2 separate regions of the Homo sapiens genome follow, and region 1 is linked to region 2. The links are chromatin contacts, found by Hi-C or POLR2A ChIA-PET in ENCODE. All regions are on one chromosome and are shown on one strand. Each heading gives the region's core, a stretch centred on a gene start or an enhancer-like site at or near the end of the contact. The rest is flanking DNA. Distances are from core to core; before and after follow the strand shown. Region 1 holds the start of FES (FES proto-oncogene, tyrosine kinase). Region 2 overlaps CRTC3 (CREB regulated transcription coactivator 3).

Region 1 (6,619 bases), core at 3,306-5,805, 310 kb after region 2:
GCGGAAGTGCATCATCGACATCCTCACCGAGCCCAAGTGAGGGCTGGACCCAGGCTGGGAGGGGGCCAGTGGGACCTGAGAGTCGCAGGGGGTGCCCGCTGGTCCCTCTGGGCCAGGCTGACCATCATGGTGCTCTCCTGCACAGAGACATCGGGAAACGGCTCGAGGTGCGGAAGACCGTGACCGCGTGCCTGGGCGAGCCCAACCACATCACTCGGCTGGAGCACGCTCAGGCGCGGCTCACCCTGTCCTATAATCGCCGTGGCGACCTGGCCATCCACCTGGTCAGCCCCATGGGCACCCGCTCCACCCTGCTGGCAGCCAGGTGCTTGCTCTGTCCCTGCCCGCCCTGCCCAGCGCCGCCGCCTCTCACAGCCCGCGTGCTTGCCTTTGCTCGCTCACACGGCCCAGGGGGCACTGAGTGCTACTCAGTGGGGCACTCTTGGCATTTTGGGAGGGACAATTTTGTCCTGTGGGACTGTCCCATGTTGCAGGAATCCCTGGCTTGCAACCATTTAATGTCAGTAGTGTGCCCCACCTTGTGCGGTGCCTGTGTACCTTTCTAGAATCCCCCAGTTGAGCACGTCTGGCTCACTGAGAAACAGCCAAGCCAGCAGGCACTTCTGGCCCCATGGGGTTGGTCTGCGTGGGGGAAGGGTGTGTGGCCCATGTGCTGTGGGTTAGATGTCCCTGGCTTGGGGTCCCGCAGAGGCCTCAGGGCTGTGTGCACTCCCCTCCCCAGGCCACATGACTACTCCGCAGATGGGTTTAATGACTGGGCCTTCATGACAACTCATTCCTGGGATGAGGATCCCTCTGGCGAGTGGGTCCTAGAGATTGAAAACACCAGCGAAGCCAACAACTATGGTACTGGGGGCACTTGAGGGGTAGGGGTACGAGGTGGAGGGCTGGCAGGATCTCGAGCACTGGGTGTGGTGCCAGCACTGTCTTAACTCTTGCCTCCTCCCCGCTCTGGAACAGGGACGCTGACCAAGTTCACCCTCGTACTCTATGGCACCGCCCCTGAGGGGCTGCCCGTACCTCCAGAAAGCAGTGGCTGCAAGACCCTCACGTCCAGTCAGGCCTGTGTGGGTCAGTAGTGGGTGCTGTTGGGCTTTGGGGGCCTGAGTCTGGGGGTAAGGCGGGTGCCTGTCCTGAAGCCCAGCTCTAACAGAAAAAAGTCTCAAGAGACCTAGGGCCCCTGGGGCTCTTGGGATGACCACAGTCCTGGGGCTGGAGGATCCTGGGGATGTGGTGACTTGGCTTGGGGCTGCTGTGGTCCTGGGGCTACAGTCTGTTTAGCTGACACACACTTGCCCTCTCTCCCACGCCGGCAGTGTGCGAGGAAGGCTTCTCCCTGCACCAGAAGAGCTGTGTCCAGCACTGCCCTCCAGGGTTCGCCCCCCAAGTCCTCGATACGCACTATAGCACCGAGAATGACGTGGAGACCATCCGGGCCAGCGTCTGCGCCCCCTGCCACGCCTCATGTGCCACATGCCAGGGGCCGGCCCTGACAGACTGCCTCAGCTGCCCCAGCCACGCCTCCTTGGACCCTGTGGAGCAGACTTGCTCCCGGCAAAGCCAGAGCAGCCGAGAGTCCCCGCCACAGCAGCAGCCACCTCGGCTGCCCCCGGAGGTGGAGGCGGGGCAACGGCTGCGGGCAGGGCTGCTGCCCTCACACCTGCCTGAGGTGGTGGCCGGCCTCAGCTGCGCCTTCATCGTGCTGGTCTTCGTCACTGTCTTCCTGGTCCTGCAGCTGCGCTCTGGCTTTAGTTTTCGGGGGGTGAAGGTGTACACCATGGACCGTGGCCTCATCTCCTACAAGGGGCTGCCCCCTGAAGCCTGGCAGGAGGAGTGCCCGTCTGACTCAGAAGAGGACGAGGGCCGGGGCGAGAGGACCGCCTTTATCAAAGACCAGAGCGCCCTCTGATGAGCCCACTGCCCACCCCCTCAAGCCAATCCCCTCCTTGGGCACTTTTTAATTCACCAAAGTATTTTTTTATCTTGGGACTGGGTTTGGACCCCAGCTGGGAGGCAAGAGGGGTGGAGACTGCTTCCCATCCTACCCTCGGGCCCACCTGGCCACCTGAGGTGGGCCCAGGACCAGCTGGGGCGTGGGGAGGGCCGTACCCCACCCTCAGCACCCCTTCCATGTGGAGAAAGGAGTGAAACCTTTAGGGCAGCTTGCCCCGGCCCCGGCCCCAGCCAGAGTTCCTGCGGAGTGAAGAGGGGCAGCCCTTGCTTGTTGGGATTCCTGACCCAGGCCGCAGCTCTTGCCCTTCCCTGTCCCTCTAAAGCAATAATGGTCCCATCCAGGCAGTCGGGGGCTGGCCTAGGAGATATCTGAGGGAGGAGGCCACCTCTCCAAGGGCTTCTGCACCCTCCACCCTGTCCCCCAGCTCTGGTGAGTCTTGGCGGCAGCAGCCATCATAGGAAGGGACCAAGGCAAGGCAGGTGCCTCCAGGTGTGCACGTGGCATGTGGCCTGTGGCCTGTGTCCCATGACCCACCCCTGTGCTCCGTGCCTCCACCACCACTGGCCACCAGGCTGGCGCAGCCAAGGCCGAAGCTCTGGCTGAACCCTGTGCTGGTGTCCTGACCACCCTCCCCTCTCTTGCACCCGCCTCTCCCGTCAGGGCCCAAGTCCCTGTTTTCTGAGCCCGGGCTGCCTGGGCTGTTGGCACTCACAGACCTGGAGCCCCTGGGTGGGTGGTGGGGAGGGGCGCTGGCCCAGCCGGCCTCTCTGGCCTCCCACCCGATGCTGCTTTCCCCTGTGGGGATCTCAGGGGCTGTTTGAGGATATATTTTCACTTTGTGATTATTTCACTTTAGATGCTGATGATTTGTTTTTGTATTTTTAATGGGGGTAGCAGCTGGACTACCCACGTTCTCACACCCACCGTCCGCCCTGCTCCTCCCTGGCTGCCCTGGCCCTGAGGTGTGGGGGCTGCAGCATGTTGCTGAGGAGTGAGGAATAGTTGAGCCCCAAGTCCTGAAGAGGCGGGCCAGCCAGGCGGGCTCAAGGAAAGGGGGTCCCAGTGGGAGGGGCAGGCTGACATCTGTGTTTCAAGTGGGGCTCGCCATGCCGGGGGTTCATAGGTCACTGGCTCTCCAAGTGCCAGAGGTGGGCAGGTGGTGGCACTGAGCCCCCCCAACACTGTGCCCTGGTGGAGAAAGCACTGACCTGTCATGCCCCCCTCAAACCTCCTCTTCTGACGTGCCTTTTGCACCCCTCCCATTAGGACAATCAGTCCCCTCCCATCTGGGAGTCCCCTTTTCTTTTCTACCCTAGCCATTCCTGGTACCCAGCCATCTGCCCAGGGGTGCCCCCTCCTCTCCCATCCCCCTGCCCTCGTGGCCAGCCCGGCTGGTTTTGTAAGATGCTGGGTTGGTGCACAGTGATTTTTTTCTTGTAATTTAAACAGGCCCAGCATTGCTGGTTCTATTTAATGGACATGAGATAATGTTAGAGGTTTTAAAGTGATTAAACGTGCAGACTATGCAAACCAGGCCCAGTCTCCAGTGTGGTACCGTTGCTCCTGCATCGCAGCTGAGGATAGGGGGCCAGTTAGGCCTACACAGTGGCCTGCCTGCCTGGATGTGGGCCCAAGTCAGAAGGCCAAAGTCCTCCAAGGGGCGGGAGGATGCGCCAGCCCCTAGTGGAGGAGCTGGTGCCCCTGGGGTGGGGCTGGTGACCCCTGGTCCTCAGGAGCTGAGCACTAAACTCCCAAAGTCCTGGTTTCCAGCAGTGTGAAGAACTGGGCCTATTGTGTCTTCCTGGGCTGAAGTGATCTGGTCGCCACAGGCTATAGGGCTGAGGCCTAAGGTGGAGGGAGGCCTGACTGAATCAAGATGACTTCTTGTGGGGAGCCTGAGTCCCAAATGGAAAACTCCACGCCTGTCCGCTCCCCAACCCCTGCCCCTTGATTTCCCCAGGTCTCCCTTGGGACAGGAAGCCCCTGCCTGGGGGTAGGAGGATGGGGACAAAACCACTAGGATCTGTATCCGAGAAGCAGTCTCTGTTCGGGATATTTACTTGGAAATTTTATTCAAATGGAAGCTGGCGCCTGAGCCTCTCCTTAGGGAATTCCGTGAGGTGGGGAGGGCTGGGACCAGGGTTCCCTCTTTCTCTTCTGCGGTGGCCCTGGCCTGGTGCTAGGACTGCGCGCCTCCCCTCAGTACCCGCGGACACCCTGGGCTTCCCTGGGCCCAGCATCTGCCTGGGGCCTCGCCCTGGGCTCCCCCTCCTGACCCCCACCTTGCGCCCCTTCCCGGTGTTCCCGGGGCGCTGCCGGGCCCTGGGGCCTGCGGGGCGCGGGCGGCTCTTGGCTGGGCCATTCTTTCCCGGCCCCCTCCTCCCTTCCGTTTCCGTGGCCGTGCGGCCGGCTAGAGGCTGCGGCCCAGCGCGGAGCAGGGGGGCTGGCAGGCGTCGGGGCGGTCGGGCCGGTCCCGCCCGCCCCTTCCCCTCCACAGGCCCGCCCCGGGGCCTGGGCCAACTGAAACCGCGGGAGGAGGAAGCGCGGAATCAGGAACTGGCCGGGGTCCGCACCGGGCCTGAGTCGGTCCGAGGCCGTCCCAGGAGCAGCTGCCCGTGCGGGTACCTCTAGCCCCGGGGCCTGGAGGAGCGGTGGGAGCTGGGGGCGCGGCAGGCAGGGGCAGAGCAGGCGTTCCGAGGGCCAGAGACCCACCCAGGTGGGGGTAGGGGCCGCGGAAGGGCGGGGATGGCCGCAGGGGCAGGGCTCAGGCTGTGGGCGCCTGAGGCTTCAGCTGGGGCAGGCTTGGCCTGTCGAGGACCTGGGCAAGGGTGTCCCTGTAAGGGGTGGTGGGTGGAAGGGCCTGGGGAGGGAGGCTCCAGGTTGGCTCCTGTTCCCGAACGTGCGGAGGAGACCCTGACGCTAAGGAAGCAATGAGGGCCAGTCCCCAGGCCAGGCTGCTGCTGGGTACCCATGGCTGCGTGTGAGCGAGGCAGGACCCCACCTCCTCCCCGTCTGCAGTCCATCCTGACCCTACAGTCCCCAGTCTCCTCGTCCCATGCCTCCGTCTCCAGCTGCTGCCTTGCCTCCAGGGATGGCCCCTTTTCTGTCCCCAGAACAGCACTATGGGCTTCTCTTCCGAGCTGTGCAGCCCCCAGGGCCACGGGGTCCTGCAGCAAATGCAGGAGGCCGAGCTTCGTCTACTGGAGGGCATGAGAAAGTGGATGGCCCAGCGGGTCAAGAGTGACAGGGAGTATGCAGGACTGCTTCACCACATGTCCCTGCAGGACAGTGGGGGCCAGAGCCGGGCCATCAGCCCTGACAGCCCCATCAGTCAGGTGGGTCTCTATGGGACTCTGGTGGGTGCTGGCTGTATCTGCCTTCTCCTTCCTCTCCTGGGGGCCCTCTGGGGCAGTGGCTGGAGATCTGGCAGGCCAATGCTTGGGAGCCATTGTGCCCCCCTCCCTGCCTCCCCCATCTGTGCTGTATAGTCCTGGGCTGAGATCACCAGCCAAACTGAGGGCCTGAGCCGCTTGCTGCGGCAGCACGCAGAGGATCTGAACTCAGGGCCCCTGAGCAAGCTGAGCCTGCTCATCCGGGAACGGCAGCAGCTTCGCAAGACCTACAGCGAGCAGTGGCAGCAGCTGCAGCAGGAGCTCACCAAGGTGAGCGGGCAGCACTGGGGCTTCGGTCATTTCTGTCTAAATTTTGAGCCTCGAAGGGGTTGTTTTGCACAAGAGGCCCTGGATTCACTGGGGAAGTGTAAGTCCCTGACCGCAGGCCTGGCTTGCTCTAACCTTGATGCAGCTTCCTCTCTTCCTTCCCCTACGTTGAGCTGGCTTGCAGCAAGGCCTCTCTGTGCTTTTTCTGTGCCTGGGCAAAGTGCTGGGAGTGTAAGGATGAGTGACCGGTCACGTGCCTGGGAGAAGCTCAGAATCGGTACTCGCCTCCACACTGTGCCATCTGGCTCTGGGTTCTGAGAGTCAGGGAGAGGAATGAGGGTCAGTCTGTTTGCCTTCGACCTAGGCAGCCTCCTCTCAGGGCCCCAGAGACTGGGCAGCAGCATGGCCCCCCGAAGGTCGAGGATTCGGGCCGTGAAGTCAGCCTGCCTAGGTTTGAATCCCACCCAGCTCCTCAGTCTAGAGGCTGTGTGATTTGGAACTATTTATCTGGGAGCCTAGTGCCCCCATTCAGTGTGCTGGTCACCCTCCCTGCACCACACCCCTTCCTCAAGTGCAGAGCCCAGCCTTGCCATGGACCCACAGCGGCCCCTGGTGGCCACCCTGGCCCCATTCCTCGCCCCAAAAGATCATCTGATTCAAGGGTGGGCCCATTTTTATAAAGTTTTGCTGGAACACAGCTATGCCCTTTTGTTTTCATATTGTCTGTGACTACAATGACAGAGTTGAGTAATTGTGACAGAGGCTCTATGGCCTACAAGCGTAAAATATTTATTTACTATCTGGCCCTTTAAGAAAAAGACTGATCTAGTCGAGGAATCTAGCTCAGTTACAGATGGGGAAACTGAGGTTGGGCGCTTGCCCAACATATCCCAGCACATAAACAGGAGAACTGGGACGAGAACACTGATCTCGGGCTGTCATCTATTCCTACTGCCAAGAACATAATTTGCAGGACCCAGTGCAA
Region 2 (7,211 bases), core at 187-2,686:
TTGATTTCAGTAAAATATGATCTATCAGCTCAGTGCAGTTTGAAATTATGAATGTAAAGACTTCAGCTACATGAAAAAATATATTACTATGTTGAACAAAATACTTAAAAAGGAATACAATTATATGGACTGATGGTTATAGGAGTATATGAAGTTTTCACACAGTTGCTAGGACATAACTTGTTTGTCTTTAGTGTCTTTTTGACATTGCCAAAAGCTTCTGACACTACTTTTTTAAAAATGTGGCTTAAAAAATTGTCAAGTAATGAGCAAAACAGAGACTCTACTTCTGTGCCTTAGTCTCATTGCCAGTTGCCAGCCTCTGATTTCAGGTGGGTGTGAGGGATGGAGGGACAATGAGGGATGAGGCAGGGCTCGGAGATGGTCTAAGAAGTCACTTGTATCTCATGTGGGTTTCTTCTCTCAAATTCTTGAGTTTCTCTTTATAGACCCTCATTAGAAAAGTCGGTTATGTGGGCATCAGTATGAGCCCTTACTCTTGACTCCACCACTGTTAGGGACATCCTCAGTGAAATCCCTGACAATTTCTTCAGTAATACATATGTTATATAACACTCCTTTATAATGATTTTTTTGGGGAAAGAATAGTAATTCTTTAGATGCTAACCCAGCCGGCTGTAAACAAATCATGGTTCTTTAAAAACCATGGCTCACACCTGTAATCCCAGCACTTTGGGAGGCTGAGGCAGGTGAATTACCTGAGGTCCGGATAACAGTAATGCATCCTCATAAGAGTTCAAGCCAGTAATTAATGAAATACAAAGCCAAAGTCCCCAGAAATGAGAGATGGTTTGTGATGAGAGAGGATCTGGGGTGTCTGTGGTCTGTTACACACATTACTTGATGATAAAAACAGTGATCTTTACTTTGGCTTACAAAAGGCTCGTGCTTCAGCAGAGTGCAGCAAAATGTTCCCTGACCAAAACGACTGTGTCTGAAGGGCACAGCTTGGGGGAATACAGCTATGAAAAAAACTACACGAGGAACAAAAACATTGGATGAAAATAGTGGTTGTATTTGGAAGGTAGAATTATAATCCTCCCCTTTTCTACGTTCCTAAATTGTCCATAATGTGGTTATATTTTTTTAATAATAAAAGTCCAATTTAACAAATATTTATTGGACACTGCGTGTCAGACACAATGCTTGATGCTGGAGATACAATGACCCAGACAGGCACAGTCACTGCTTGGCGGAACTTCAGTCCAGTGGGAGAGGCAGATGATTTTACAAGTCATTGTGACACCATGTGACAAACCCACAATAGAGGAGTTCAGAGAGTGGCTGGATTGTGTCCGAGTGGTGCCTAACCCAAACGGGTTGGGAGGAGGTCCCAGGAAAGGCTTCCTGGAGGAAGAGGTGACTAAGCTGGGACCTGAGGGCTATATAACTGAAGATTGGAGTGAGGAGTGTTCTAAGCAAAAGAAGCTGCATTTGGCAAAGCTTGGAGGAACTGAAAGTTTGGTGACACTGGAGCATAGATTGAGCATGAGAAGGGAGTGGTGAGAGATGAGGCTGGAGCTTGAAGTAGGAACCAGATCACAAAGGACTTTGCTTTCTTATTAAGGAATTTGGATTTTGTCCTAAGGCGGTGTAAAGCTATTGGAAGGATATTCATTTGCTTGCCTGCTTGCTCACTTATTTATTCTTCCAAATTTGTTGTAGAAACTCAAATAATATGGAAGCATGAAACATGAAAAGTAAAAGTCTCCCCTTCTCTACTTCACACCCTCCCCCCAGTTCTAATCCCCATGGTACCTATTGCTAAGTGTTTCATCTGCACCCTTTCTGCAGTTTTCTGGGAAGTATATGCAAGCGTGTGTGTGTATATACATATTTTCTTTCTACACAAATGGAATCATGCTATACTGAATAACTCCCATCTTAAAAGCAAAACTTGACTGGGTGCAGTGGCTCACACCTGTAATCCCAGCACTTTGGGAGGCCGAGGCAGGTGGATTACCTGAGGTCAGGAGTTCAAGACCAGCCTGGCCAACATGGTGAAATCCCATCTCTACTGAAAATACAAAAATTAGCTGGGCATGGTGGTGTGTGCCTGTAATCCCAGCTACTTGGGAGGCTGAGGCAGGAGAATTGCCTGAGCCCAAGAGGCGGAGGTTGCAGTGAGCCAAGATTGCGCCATCGTACTCCAGCGTGGCTGACAGAGCGAGATTCTTTCTCAAAAAAAAAAAAAAAAAAAAGGCAGAACTTGATACACCTTAGGTATCTTTCTATGTCAGTACCTAAAGATATATATTCTTTCTAATGACAGCAGCACAGCCATTTATGTAGCTATCCCATCATTTATATAACCAGTCTCTTATTGAGAGACAATTAGATTATGTCTAGTTTTTCACTATTACAGAGGAAAACTGCAGGGAACATTCTTGTTATGATATCGTGTTGGATATTTACATAAGGGTATTTGTGAGATATGTTCCTAGAAGTAAAATAGCTGGGTAAGAAGGGTTGTACATTTAAAATTAAGGTAGATATTACCGTATTATTCCCTGTTAAGGTGATATCAATTTCTACTCTCACCAACATATGAGTGTCTGTTCTTTCATATACTCTTCCCCACTGGATATATCCTTTTTTTGATTTCTATTTTTTGAGATGGAGTCTCACTCTGTCACCCAGGCTGGAGTGCAGTAGTGCAATCTTGGCTTACTGTAACTTCCACCTCCCGGGTTCAAGCAGTTCTCCTGCCTCAGCCTCCTGAGTAGCTGGGATTACAGCTGTGCGTCACCATACCCAGCTAATTTTTGTATTTTTAGTAGAGACGGGGTTTCACCATGTTGGCCAGGCTGGTCTTAAACTCCTGACCTCAGGTGATCTGCCCACCTTGGCCTCCCAAAGTGCTGGGATTACAGGCGTGAGCCACCATGCCCCGCCAATATATCCATTTTTTAAAAAAACTGTGGTTAAAAAACACATAACTTAAAACTTAACATCTTGATTTATTTTTAAGTTTACAGTTCATTAGTGTTAAGTATATTCACATTGTTGTGTAAAACAGATCTCCAGAACTTTTTCATCTTGCAAAGCAGAAACTCTGTACCTATTAACAACTCCCCATGCCACCTCCCACTAGCTCCTGAATCACCATTCTACTTTCTGTTTCTATGAATTTAACTATTCTAGGTGTCTCGTACAAGTTAAATTACACACTATTTGTCTTTTTGTACCAGCTTATTTCACTTAGCATAATGGGTAGAAACAAGTCACAGGTGTTGCCTCTACTCAAGGGCGGGGATTCCACAAAGGCGTGAACACCAGGAGGTGGACATCATTGTGGGATACCTTGGAGTCTGTCTACCGTAATCTTCCTTGTATATTCCAAATATTTTCTCCATCTAGTAGTTTTTGTTTGGGAGTTTTATGCTCTAATTTGTATGAGTTAAATGTGTTGGTCTTTCTGTGACTGCTGTGTTACAATTTCTAGTATGTTTAGAGTGGCCTTAATCATGCCAAGATTTCTTAAACATTCACCCGTTTTTCATCCATATTGTATTCTAATGCTATTATTACTTTGGAATTTATTTTGATGTGAGATTTGAGAGAGGGTTCCCATTTTTTTTTTCCTCTGTAGCTAATCTATTGTCTCAATTCTTGAATAATTTCTTTTTTACATAGCTTGTTCTGTTTTTTACTGTTTTTTTTCCCATTGATATGGCTACCTATTCCTCTGTCCATTTCCACATCAGTATATTATTGTAACTTTGTAATATGTTCTTTGATTTTACTTTTAGTTATGTTTTTAGGCAGATACATATGAACATACATTCATGTGGTCTAAGATTAAAGATAAGCAAAAAGTGCAGTGAACAGTATCCTCTCCATCTCTGTCCTAGCCACCCAGTTCACTCCCCACAGGTGCAACCACTGTTGTCACGTTTATTTATTCCTTCAGGAATATTTTATGTATGTATCAGCAAATGTGAATATATAGTCCACCTCATGCCACACTTTTCTCTGAAGATAGTTGACCATACACATGTCTGTACCTTGCTTGAATGAAGTTAAGTGAATAAAGTTAAGTGAATAATACATCTTGGAGATCTTCCCATGTCAGTTCACAAAGTACACCTTTATCTGTTTTAAAAATTAGTACACAGTATTCTTTTATATGACTTTGTCATAATTTATTCAGCTAGTTCCCTATTAATGAACATTTAAGTAATTTACAGATTTTAAAAAAATATATAAACTTATTGGCCGGGCGTGGTGGCTCACACCTGTAATCCCAGCACTTTGGGAGGCCGAGGTTGGTAGATCACGAGGTCAAGAGATCGAGAGCATCCTGGTCAACATGGTGAAACCCTGTCTCTACTAAAAATACAAAAAATTAGCTGGGTGTGGTGGTGCGCACCTGTAGTCCCAGCTACTCAGGAGGCTGAGGCAGGAGGATAGCTTGAACCTGAGAGGCGGAGGTTGCAGTGAGCCGAGATCGCGCCACTGTACTCTAGCCTGGTGACAGAGCGAGACTCTGTCTCAAAACAAAACAAAACAAAAAAACTATGCTTCAATGAACAACATTATGCACATACAGTTTCATACATATACAGGTATAGCTGCAAGAAAAATGACTAGAAGTGAAGTTGCTGGGGCACAAGCATATGCATGTGTAGTTTTAGTAGATATTGTCAGTTCACCCTCCCTAGAAGTTGTACATTCCTCTCTGCTGTATATGAAAGTGCCTGTTTGCCCACATCCTCCCCAACTCAGTGTTTTGTCAAACTGTTTGATCTCTGTTAGTCTACATAGTAGAAAAATTATGTTTCTGTTTAGTTTTAATTTGTGCATTTTTCTTATGAGTAACGTGTGTTTTTTCCTGTTTATGAACCATTTGTATTATGTTTACCGTGAACAATCTGTTCATATCTTTTGCCTTTAATTCTTTTGTGTGGTTGATCTTTTTCTTACTGATTTTTAGGAGTTTTTATATATTAGAAAAACTAGCCATTTATCTGTGATATGAGATGTAAATATTTTCCACATTTGCCACTTGTCATTTGACTTTCTTTATACTGAAATTTTTTTTCTAACAGACATTACAATTTTTTCATGTATCAAAAGTTAATGTTGGCTGGATGCAGTGGCTCACTCCTGTAATCCCAGCACTTTGGGAGGCTGAGGTGGGTGGATCACCTGAGGTCAGCAGTTCGAGACCAGCCTGGCCAACTGAGTGAAACCCCCGTCTCTGCTAAAAATATAAAAATTAGATGGGCGTTGTGGCAGGTGCCTGCAATTCCAGCTACTCAAGAGGCTGAGGCGGGAAAATCGCTTGAACCCGGGAGGCGGAGGTTGCAGTGAGCCAAGATTGTGCCATTGCACTCTAGACTGGGCTAGAAGGATGAAACTCCGTCTCAAAAAAAAGAAAAGTTAATGCCTTTTTGGTTGCTCCCAGGTTTTTTGTTATAGTTAGAAAGTTATCTTCTTTTGTTTTTGCTAACACTTTATACCTTTATTTTCAAATATAAAATCTTTGATCCATCATGTGCTTATGCCAGTGTAAGGTATGCAGTGTGAATCTGGCTTATTTTTTTTCCACTTTGCTAGCTAGTTGTCTCAACACTATTTATGAATAATCATCTTTTCTCCGATAGTTTAAATGCTACTTCCATCATAAACTAAATTCTCATAGTTTGATTGGATTTTGAGACTTCCTATTCTCTTTTATTAATCTGCGTGTCTATTCATACACCAGAATCACACTATTTTAATTAATGATTATAGCTTCATATTATATTTTAGAAACCTGGTAAGATTAATTCACTTTCATGCTGCTTTTCGGTGATTTTTCTAGGCTATTCTTGCATGTTTATTTTTCCAGATGAACTTTATTTATTTATTTATTCTCTTTACACCAGTGTTACTGCCAACCAAATGAACTTTAAAATCGGCTTGTTGAGGTCTTTTTAAAAAATGCTTTTATTATTGGGTTTTATGCAGCTAAGGATATGATCAGATTTGTGTTTTAGGAAGATTATTCTGACTGCAGGGTAGAACTAGGTTGGAGGAAACAAGATTAGAGACAAAAAGACCAATGACAAGATTGTTGCAGTAATCCAGGGGAGAATGGATAGATGAGGAGTTGAGGATAGTATTGGGTTCAAGAGGTGTTTAGAAAGTCAAAATGGCCAGGTGCACTGGCCTGCATCTGTAGTCCCAGCTACTCAGGAGGCTGAGGTGGGAGGACCACTTGAGCCCAGGAAATTGAGGCCAGCCTAGGCAACACAATGAGACTCCATCTCTAAAATATAAATAAATAATACAATACAATAAATAAAAATAAATAGATGGTCAAAATGACCAGACTTGGTGATGACTGAGATGTGCAGGGATGAGGAGGAAGCACTCAAGGATGACCCCAAACTTTCTGGGTTAGGCCGTCGAGTGGCGCCATTCCCAGCGATTTGAAACACACGAGATAGGGGCTGGTTTAGGAGGAAGATGGCAAATTCACTTCTAAATATATTGAGTTTGAGGTGCCTGCAGGTAGTCCTAGAAGAGTGTGGTCCAGTGGGCTGTTGAATGTATAAGTCTGAAGCTCTGGAGAGACATCTGGGCTAGAGAGATGGAGTGATATGACAGAGCCCTGAGGAACCCCAGCACTAAAGGATGGTCAGGAAGTTCAGGAGTGTGCGAAGAAGACTGGAAAGAAACACTCAGAGAGGTAGGAGAAAAATGGGACGGCATGGAGCCCCAGGAGCCAGGAGAAGAATGTTTTCAATAGAGCAAACTGTCAGTAATTTCCAGTGTTCCAAGAGGTCAGGAGCTGAAAATGCCCATTTGGATTTAGTAGCGTGCAAAGTCTGTGGTTATCTTGGGAAATTTCGGTGGAGCAGAGGGATGGGGGCTGAGGTCTGTGGGAGTTGAGGAAGTGGAGTTGAGGCAACTCCTTCATCACAAAGCTTGGCTGTGAAGAGGAGAGACACCGGGACACCGGGGCAAGGAGGAGGAATAGGATGATGCAGCAAGTTAGCGACTTTTGTGTCTCCTCCTTCCCCAGCTTTACGTGGGAGAGGCTGGGCCATTTGTTTGTTTTTTGTTTTGTTTTGTTTTGTTTTGTTTTTTTGAGATAGAATATTGCCCTCTTGCTCAGGCTGCCATGCAGTGGCTCACACTGGCTCTCCTCTTCCCAGCTGTGGCACATCCCAGCGGCAGTTAATCTTGCCACTTTCAAT

The links. A loop is a pair of places that touch in the nucleus more often than their neighbours do. ChIA-PET counts read pairs that join two places held with the same protein, here RNA polymerase II (POLR2A). Pooled maps may share reads with other maps.
Region 1: a loop to region 2 is called in a pooled map, with 2.6 times the contacts of the local background. The contact joins the promoter of FES here to the enhancer-like site in region 2. A Hi-C loop is called at or near these places in 2 of 50 pooled maps. POLR2A ChIA-PET finds 5 or more read pairs at or near these places in 2 of 52 experiments (T-cell and activated CD4-positive, alpha-beta T cell).

Annotation. Positions count from the first base shown.
Region 1 is chr15:90,879,949-90,886,567 of GRCh38, forward strand. It overlaps FES (FES proto-oncogene, tyrosine kinase), which reads left to right and starts at 4,556. Exons shown (of 19, transcript NM_002005.4): 1 at 4,556-4,596; 2 at 5,089-5,310; 3 at 5,464-5,637. The coding sequence starts at 5,098. FURIN (furin, paired basic amino acid cleaving enzyme) reads left to right here. Exons shown (of 16, transcript NM_002569.4): 12 at 1-36; 13 at 146-325; 14 at 743-867; 15 at 982-1,092; 16 at 1,338-3,509. The coding sequence ends at 1,930. RefSeq lists enhancers at 3,605-3,734, 5,272-5,701 and a silencer at 4,132-4,641.
Region 2 is chr15:90,569,960-90,577,170 of GRCh38, forward strand. All of the region lies in intron 2 of CRTC3 (CREB regulated transcription coactivator 3), which reads left to right. Among named protein-coding and RNA genes, the nearest start is that of CRTC3, 44 kb to the left of the region's middle. Within about 2 kb of position 1,437, at least 18 of the 41 ENCODE cell types and tissues checked have a DNase peak (open chromatin) inside an H3K27ac peak, as active enhancers do.